Regions from separate parts of the Homo sapiens genome. Here region 1 is linked to region 2. Evidence: chromatin contacts called from ENCODE Hi-C or POLR2A ChIA-PET data. All regions are on one chromosome and are shown on one strand. The core of a region is the stretch at or near the end of the contact, and the rest is flanking DNA. Distances in the headings are between cores, read along the strand shown.

Region 1 (3,885 bases), core at 918-3,417, 99 kb before region 2:
GATGGTTTTTCCAAAAGGAACCACGACTAAAATGCATGGTGTTGGATAACAATTTCTGCAGAATATGGTCCTAATGACAGAGAAATCTGGATTCAAATCTGGGCTCTATCACTGATTGGCTGTGACACTTTGGGAATGTTCAGCCCCTCTGTGCCTCTGTTTCCCCATTTGTAAAGTGCAGGTAAGAAAAGCATCTTAGTGGGGTAGCTTTCGGACTTCAGGTCCGAAATCAAGGGTGTGGATGGTAGCGATGGTGCTTTCTCTCCCCACATCCATGCCAAGGCACAGCTCATTCTGGAAGAGCTTCCACCAGCACTTCTAAGCCTCCCAGTTAGGTGACGGAGAGGAGCTTTTATTGCTCTTTCCCCTAAAGGAGCACCCAATCTGAATGGCAAACACCTAACAACCTCTGGACCACATCTTGCAGGTTCTGGGGTCAGTGTCAAAGGCCTGCTGGCATCAGAGACTGCCTCTGGCCCTCTGACCAACCTATGCCTTCTCTCCAAGGCATCCTGTTGGTGCCTGCTCTTCCATGAGTTCATGGATGGGAAAGTCAGGCCCGCCTCCCTGTGGGCCCAGGGCCCTACTGTCTTCTTTTCAGGCTGAAGGCTTGTAACACTCAATATAGCCCATTCCAGAAATTCCCCCATCCATAATGCTGATACCTTGGTTGATACTTCTCTTCCTTGAATCTATTAATGAAAACCAGAGGGAAGGAGGGCTAAGTCTCCGGTGGTGCCTCCGCATGCTTAGCATTTGGTAGCGAATGATGGTAACACATGAATAAGCCTCTTAGAGGGCCTGCTGTGTGGGTCTCCTGCTTCAACTCCAGTACGTGCGTGGAGATCAGATCCACTGTTACCCAGATCAGCGGTTCTCAAGGGTGGTGGCACTGCCCCCTGGGGGCGTTTGGAAAATCTATGAGGGTATTTTGGGTGGTCACCAAGGAGATGGCATTTAGGAAAAGGGGGAAGGACCCTAGACATCCTGCTATGTGTGGGACAGCCCTGCCCAATGAAGAGATGTTTCATGTCCCTCGTGACTTTCAAATATTTCCCTAGACATACACATAAGTTTTAAAAAGTACGTATGATACATATTTATACCTATGTGTATATTTCTACATATCTGTGTATATGTACAAGTATGTCTGTATTTTTAAATTTAATGTCAGCAGATATAAGCAAAAATATAGACAAATATACCTCATTTTATTACTAATTATTACCAATGCCATATTGGCTGGGAGTCACAAGTCACAGAACTTCTCTCAACTCAGTTAAAGATTCCTATTTTGTTTTGAGTTTAGGTGTTGGAGGGGAACTTCTACTGCTCATTCACTTTTGTCAAAAGGCATTACTTTTGCATTGGAAAAAACAAGATAATAAAAAGTGGGCAAAGTTTGTTAGACAGTTTATAAGAAAAATCATGATCCTGAAGAATGATATTTTGAAAATAAGCTTACTATATATTAATGCAATAAAATCAAATTACCCCTCGCCCCCCAAAAAATCTGCTTATTATTTTCTGAGCCTAGAACCTAAACTGTTTCACATATAAACACATCTTATTTTTGCAAACACTTAATTTTTTAGAAATTCAATTTCTATGAAAATGGAAAGGAAATCATAAAGAGTTGTTCACCATCTAGGAAAATCCAGGTGCCAATGCCAACATTATTCCCATCATTTGAGCCACCAAGACTGCAAACGTGTCAGTCAATGTTTGAAGCCGTTGACCGTGATTCTGAGTGTGTCTGCATCTGACTCTTTTGTCATGACTTCTGGTGCAGGCATGTTTGAGTATGTCCTCTTCTTTAATTTCTCTTTCCTATTTCAATTAGGGCAGTATATTTGATTTCTGAGAATTTTATATGTAGGTAGGTTATATAATACATAAACCTCATGTCAGAGTAGGAAAATGTTTGTTATAAAAAGGACCCCTGGAGACTGAGGGCTGAGAGCCACTGATTTGGCCTCTCAGATCACGAGGCAATGAGTTCATCAATTCTGACTTCCAGATATTTGCTTAAACTCTCCCAGCAGTCATAACAGAGGAAGTTTGGAGAAGAATTCTGCTTGTCACAGCACATGACTCCAGCCCTAGCTTTGTGTAAAACAGGACCTTCATCTCTCTGGGGTGAAGTGAGGGTACATAGGGACTGCCCCGCGCCATCTTCATCCGGAATGAAAAAAGCTGTTTCTCAGCAGAAAGGTGGAAGCAGAACTGGGTTGTGCTACTTACAGAGGTCTTCAGTGGCAGCTGGGACAAAGGCAGCCATGGACTCATAGAGATCCTCGTCACAGCCGGGGTTGAGCGAGCATTTCATAAGCAGGTCTGTGGAAAGGTGGGCCATGGACTCGTACACAGCATCAGCCTCCTCCCCGTGCATCAGTTCCTCTTTAATGTGACTCTTGAGCATGTCCACCGTTTCCTGAAAGAGAAGATGAGGCCCACGGCGCCCTGAGGCAGCCTGACTTTCCGGGTGGAACTTGGCCCCCGAAGGCACTTGTGGCCAGCAAAGTAAAGGCTCCCATGAGTCAGGATTACAACTGGTTGTGTGTATTTGTATTTTCCCACCTGACTGAACGCTCCTTGAGGCCAGGCTTCCCACCTTTTTTAGTTTATTTCACGTTTTTGTTTTAATCTTCGTATCTTCCTACAACACTAAGCACAGAGTTAGGCACTCAGGAAATACTCGTTAAATGTCCACTGACCAGAGGATACAAATTAAAAATTACTTTCCCATGGCCTGATGTGGTGGCTCACACCTGTAATCCCAGGACTTTAGGAGGCCAAGGCAAGTGGATCACCTGAGGTCAGGAGTTCGAGACCAGCCTGGCCAAAATGGCAAAACCTCATCTCTACTAAAAATACAAAAATTAGCCGGGCATGGTGGAGCACGCTTGGAATCCCAGCTACTCGGGAGGCCGAGGCATGAGAATTGCTTGAATCCAGGAGGTGGAGGTTGCAGTGAGCCAAGATCGCACCAGTGCACTACAGCCTGGGCAACAGAGCAAGACTCTGTCTAAAAAAAAAAAAAATACTTTCCCGTGAGCACCTTTTAAATGTCAGGTACAATGCTAGGTATTTGCCTATACCCTATCTCCTGTAATCCATTCCACTACTGCTTGAGAAAGGTATAATATTCTCTAGTTTACAGATGAGAAAAACAAAGCTCACAAAAATCTAGTATCTTACTCAAGGGCTTGCAATCCTGATTTCTGATACTTCTTCTACACCCTAGTGGTTCCTCCAAAGGGAAAAAAATGACACAAGAAGGTGTGACCTTTACTGACTAGCCACGCAGAAATTCAAATGAGCTGAACAGGAATGCAGCTAAGGTGTTCTCGCCCTGTGTGTAGTCAGAGGTCACTCCGCAGCTTGGCACACTAGCCCCTGTTCCTTCAGCAGTCTCCTCCAAACTGTCAGGAACCCTGACAGTTTCCAGGGGTTCCAGCCTCGATTTTATGTCCTATGTGCCCAAAAGGAGAGATGATCTTGGATAAAGTGTCCTGACATCAGAAAGGTTCTCCCCTGCCTCCCACTGCCATCCTGCCTCCATGTGATTGTGAAGCCAGAGAGGTGACTTCCCTGAAACCTCTGCACAACTTTTCCTGGTAAGAAACTTTGGTGTTTCACAATCCTTATTTCAGCATCAACCCACAAAAATCCTCATTTTCACCACCACTACCCTAAGATAGCTAATCTTTTATTGACACTTCGTTAGTTTCCTCACGAGACCCAATAAAACAGATGACAGCTGTGAAATGTTGGAGATTCCAGATCTCACCTTTGGTTTTGATGTGGTGAAAAAAGGAAATGGGACAGTTCTAAGAGGCCATAAGCAACACAAAGGGACAGTCTTTTGGTCACAATGCTGAA
Region 2 (3,613 bases), core at 995-3,494:
CCTCAGCCTCTCAAAATGCTGGGATTACAGGCAGAATGCACCATGTCTGGCCTTGTTTTACTTTTTAATGTAAAACTAATATATATTTATCATGAAAGAGGAGGGACTGGGCACGGTGGCTCATGCCTGTAATACCAGCACTTTGGGAGGCTGAGGCGGGCAGATCACAAGGTCAGGAGTTCAAGGCCAGCCTGGACAATATGATGAAACCCTGTCTCTACTAAAAATACAAAAAGTATCTGGGCATGGTGGCGCGCACCTGTAGTCCCAGCTACTCCAGAGGCTGAGGTGGGCGAATTGCTTGAACCCAGAAGGCAGAGGTTGCAGTGAGCCGAGATCACGCCACTGCACTCTAGCCTGGGCGACAGAGCAAGACTCCATCTCAAAAAAGAAAGGGGAGGGGAGGGGGAGAGAGAGAGAGAGAGGAAAGGGAGGGGAGGGGAGGGGAGGTAAAGCAAGCCCTAGATGAGGAATTAACTAGTTCTGGATATGGACTGTGTTGGTGGGACCAACTTAAAGACAGAAGAAAAAGAATAGAAAAACCCGCTCCATCTCCTTTAGTGTTCCCTGCCTCCCCAGAAAAATATACTTTCTTAAAGGTGCAAATGAAAATTGTGAACCCAATGCTGGCTATGATCTTTTTGAGGTCCACTGAGCAACGCAATATTCTCCTTGGGTTAAATTTGTGTTACATTTATCTGAATCGATTGAAATTCAAGAAACTATAGGCAAAAAAGTATTTAATACTCAGTGCAGAAAAATTAAAACAGCAAAGTCAAAAGGCAAAAATAAAAATAAAAATAAGCCGCAGTCTCCTCAGTGAGCAGCAGCACCGTAACAAGACAATGCATTCAGGCTTTCCTGATGCTTCTATATAAACAGGTCGACAGTCTCTCATCTGTAATTCCCCCAGGCAAAAATCCCTGGAACCACAAGGTTGTTTTGTTTTTGTGTTTGTTTTCCAAGTTTGTAGTGAATTTATTTGGCTGCACCACCTGATCCAAACTGATGTGGTGCTATTTATATTCTTCAGTTATCTCACTTAATGTGAATACTCGTATGTTTCACTGCAGAAATATTAATGAATTTGGCTGTCGTGAGTTGCTACTTCAAGCACACTAAGGATGTTCCATAATTATACACCTTTGTAAAATCTGAAAAAGTTTGAATCACAAAATACATTGACCCCCAAGGGTCAGAACAGTGGACCTGAATACTTAAAAGAAGCGATGATAGTGCTCACTGCGGCAGCCCATATACTAAAATTGGGACAATACAGAGAAGATTGGCATGGCCCCTGTGCAAGGATGACATGCAAATTCACGAAGCATTCCATATTAAAAAAAAAATTGTTTTAGGCCGGGCACGGTGGCTCATGCCTGTAATCCCAGCACTTTGGGAGGCCGAGGCGGGCCGATCACTTGAGGTCAGGAGTTTGAGACCCACCTGATCAACATGGTGAAACCCTGTCTCTACTAAAAATACAAAAATTAGCTGGGCGTGGTGGCGGGCCCCTGTAATCCCAGCTACTCGAGAGGCTGAGGCAGGAGAATCTCTTGAACCCGGGAGGTGGAGGTTGCAGTGAGCCAAGATCACACCATCGCACTCCAGCCTGGGCAACAAGAGTGAAACTTCATCTCAAAAATAAAATAAGATACAAAAATTAGCTGGGCATGGGGTCATGCACCTATAGTCCCAGCTACTTGGGAGGCTGAGGCTCGAGAATCACTTGAACCTGGGAGGTGGAGGTTGCAGTGAACCGAGATTGCACCACTGCATTCCAGCCTGGGTGACAGAGCAAGACTCTGTCTAAACATAAATAAATAAAATAAAAATGTTAAGAATTAAAAAAAAATAAGTGATGATAAAACAGTGATGCTGTACAGCATCTACATGTTCTAGGTACTGCCAAGCACTTTGCATATATTAATCAAATGCTTGTAACAATTCTATAGGGTAACTACTATTACCTTCATCTGCATTTTACATATGAGGAACAGGATTACATTGTACCTACTGTTTCACGCTTGCTTTCTGCACTTAATATGTCTTGAACATATTTCAATTGAGTGAACATTCATCCACAGCACTGTGGCTGCATCATGCCCTGTTGTGCGGCTGTGCTATCATTTCACCTGTCCTCTGGTACTGGACACTTAGGTTGCTTCCATACCCTTTCTTTTTGGTGCATTTCTCTGTGAGACCCTTCAGTAGAGGCTTGTGAGTCATCCCTCTCAAACCTTTGATCATGAGAAAACAGCACACCCCAGTGGCTATTGGCTCCTTGAGAGGAAGCTATATCTTCCTACCTCTTGACCATTTCCCTTTTATTTTTTATTTTTTCCTATTCTAACAGAAATGTGCTCGTTCTTTGTATATCTCTGTCTAATCTCCCAGCATCTGAGAGATCCATTTTGCCATTGCTGGGGCAGGATCTGAGATGGCCGGCATCCCTCACTTCAGGCAACACGGCCTCTTTGGTTTCCTACCCTGATGTCCTGTCGGTTCTACTGACCTACTTCCCTCTCTGTGTGACTTGGTTTCAGAAGGTTAGTATGTCGTCGGTGTGAGGTCTGCATCCCTATTGTCTGATGCTACATATTTAGTTGAATGGGTCCTCTCTTGATGTCTTTTAATCTTGGTTCTTTTCCCAGAGTTGCCACTAAAATTGTCCCATGCCACTTGTATTAGTTCCCCGTGGCTGCTGTGACACATTACCACAAATTTCATGGCTTAAAACTACACAATTTTTTTTTTAAATTTTCAGATAAGGCTTCACTCTGTCACCCAAGCTGGAATGCAGTGGTGCAGTCTTGGCTTACTGTAACCTCTGCCCCCCAGACTCAAAGTGATCCTCCCACCTGAGCCTCCCAAGTAGCTGGGACTACAAGCGCATGTCACCATATCCGGCTAATTTTGGGGGGATTTTTTTTGTAGAAATAGGGTTTCGCCATGTTGCCCAGGCTGGTCTGAAACTCCTAGGCTCAAGCAATCTGCCCACCTCAGCCTCCCAAAGTGCTGGGATTATAGACATGAGCCACCAGGCCTGAACCAGATGTTTATTCTTTCACAATTCAGGAGGCCAAAAGTCTGGAATCAAGGTGTCAGCAGGACGGCACTCCCTCTGAAGACATGGAGGACAATCCTTCATTGCTCCTTCCAGCTTCTGGTGGCTCCAGGAGTTCCTTGGCTTGTGGCTGCATAACTCAGATCTCTGCCTCCCTCCTCATATCACCTCTTTTCCCCAGGTCTCTCTTCTATGTCTCTTATAAGAACACTTGTCATTGGATTTAGGGTCCATCCAGATAATCCAGGATGGCCTGGGCGTGGTGGTTCATGCCTGTAATCCCAGCACTTTGGGAGGCCAAGGCAGGCAGATCACCTGAGATCAGGAGTTCGAGACCAGCCTGGTCAACATGGTGAAACCCTGTCTCTACTAAAATTAAAAAAAAAAAAAAATACAAAAATTAGCCAAGTGTGGTGGCACACACCTGTAATCCCAGCTACTCCGGAGGCTGAGGCAAGAGAATCACTTGAACCTGGAGGCGGAGGCTGCAGTAAGCTGAGGTCGTGCCACTGCACTCCAGCCTGGGTGACAAGAGCAAGACTCAAT

What was found. A loop is a pair of places that touch in the nucleus more often than their neighbours do. ChIA-PET counts read pairs that join two places held with the same protein, here RNA polymerase II (POLR2A). Pooled maps may share reads with other maps.
Region 1: a map of B cell shows a loop between it and region 2 (10-fold over the local background). The contact joins two enhancer-like sites. A Hi-C loop is called at or near these places in 30 of 168 maps with a recorded cell type or tissue (A673, B cell, CD14-positive monocyte and 24 more), 34 of 37 single-sample maps with no recorded cell type and 29 of 50 pooled maps. POLR2A ChIA-PET finds 5 or more read pairs at or near these places in 8 of 52 experiments (AG04449, B cell, GM10248 and 5 more).

Annotation. Positions count from the first base shown.
Region 1 is chr10:96,643,229-96,647,113 of GRCh38, forward strand. PIK3AP1 (phosphoinositide-3-kinase adaptor protein 1) reads right to left here. Exons shown (of 17, transcript NM_152309.3): 8 at 2,245-2,434. Among named protein-coding and RNA genes, the nearest start is that of TM9SF3, 58 kb to the left of the region's middle. RefSeq lists an enhancer at 2,244-2,313. Within about 2 kb of position 2,168, at least 10 of the 41 ENCODE cell types and tissues checked have a DNase peak (open chromatin) inside an H3K27ac peak, as active enhancers do; they include B cell and CD14-positive monocyte, where a contact is called at or near this core.
Region 2 is chr10:96,741,932-96,745,544 of GRCh38, forward strand. It overlaps the pseudogene RNU6-1274P. Among named protein-coding and RNA genes, the nearest start is that of PIK3AP1, 23 kb to the left of the region's middle. RefSeq lists an enhancer at 2,159-2,208. Within about 2 kb of position 2,245, at least 3 of the 41 ENCODE cell types and tissues checked have a DNase peak (open chromatin) inside an H3K27ac peak, as active enhancers do; they include B cell and CD14-positive monocyte, where a contact is called at or near this core.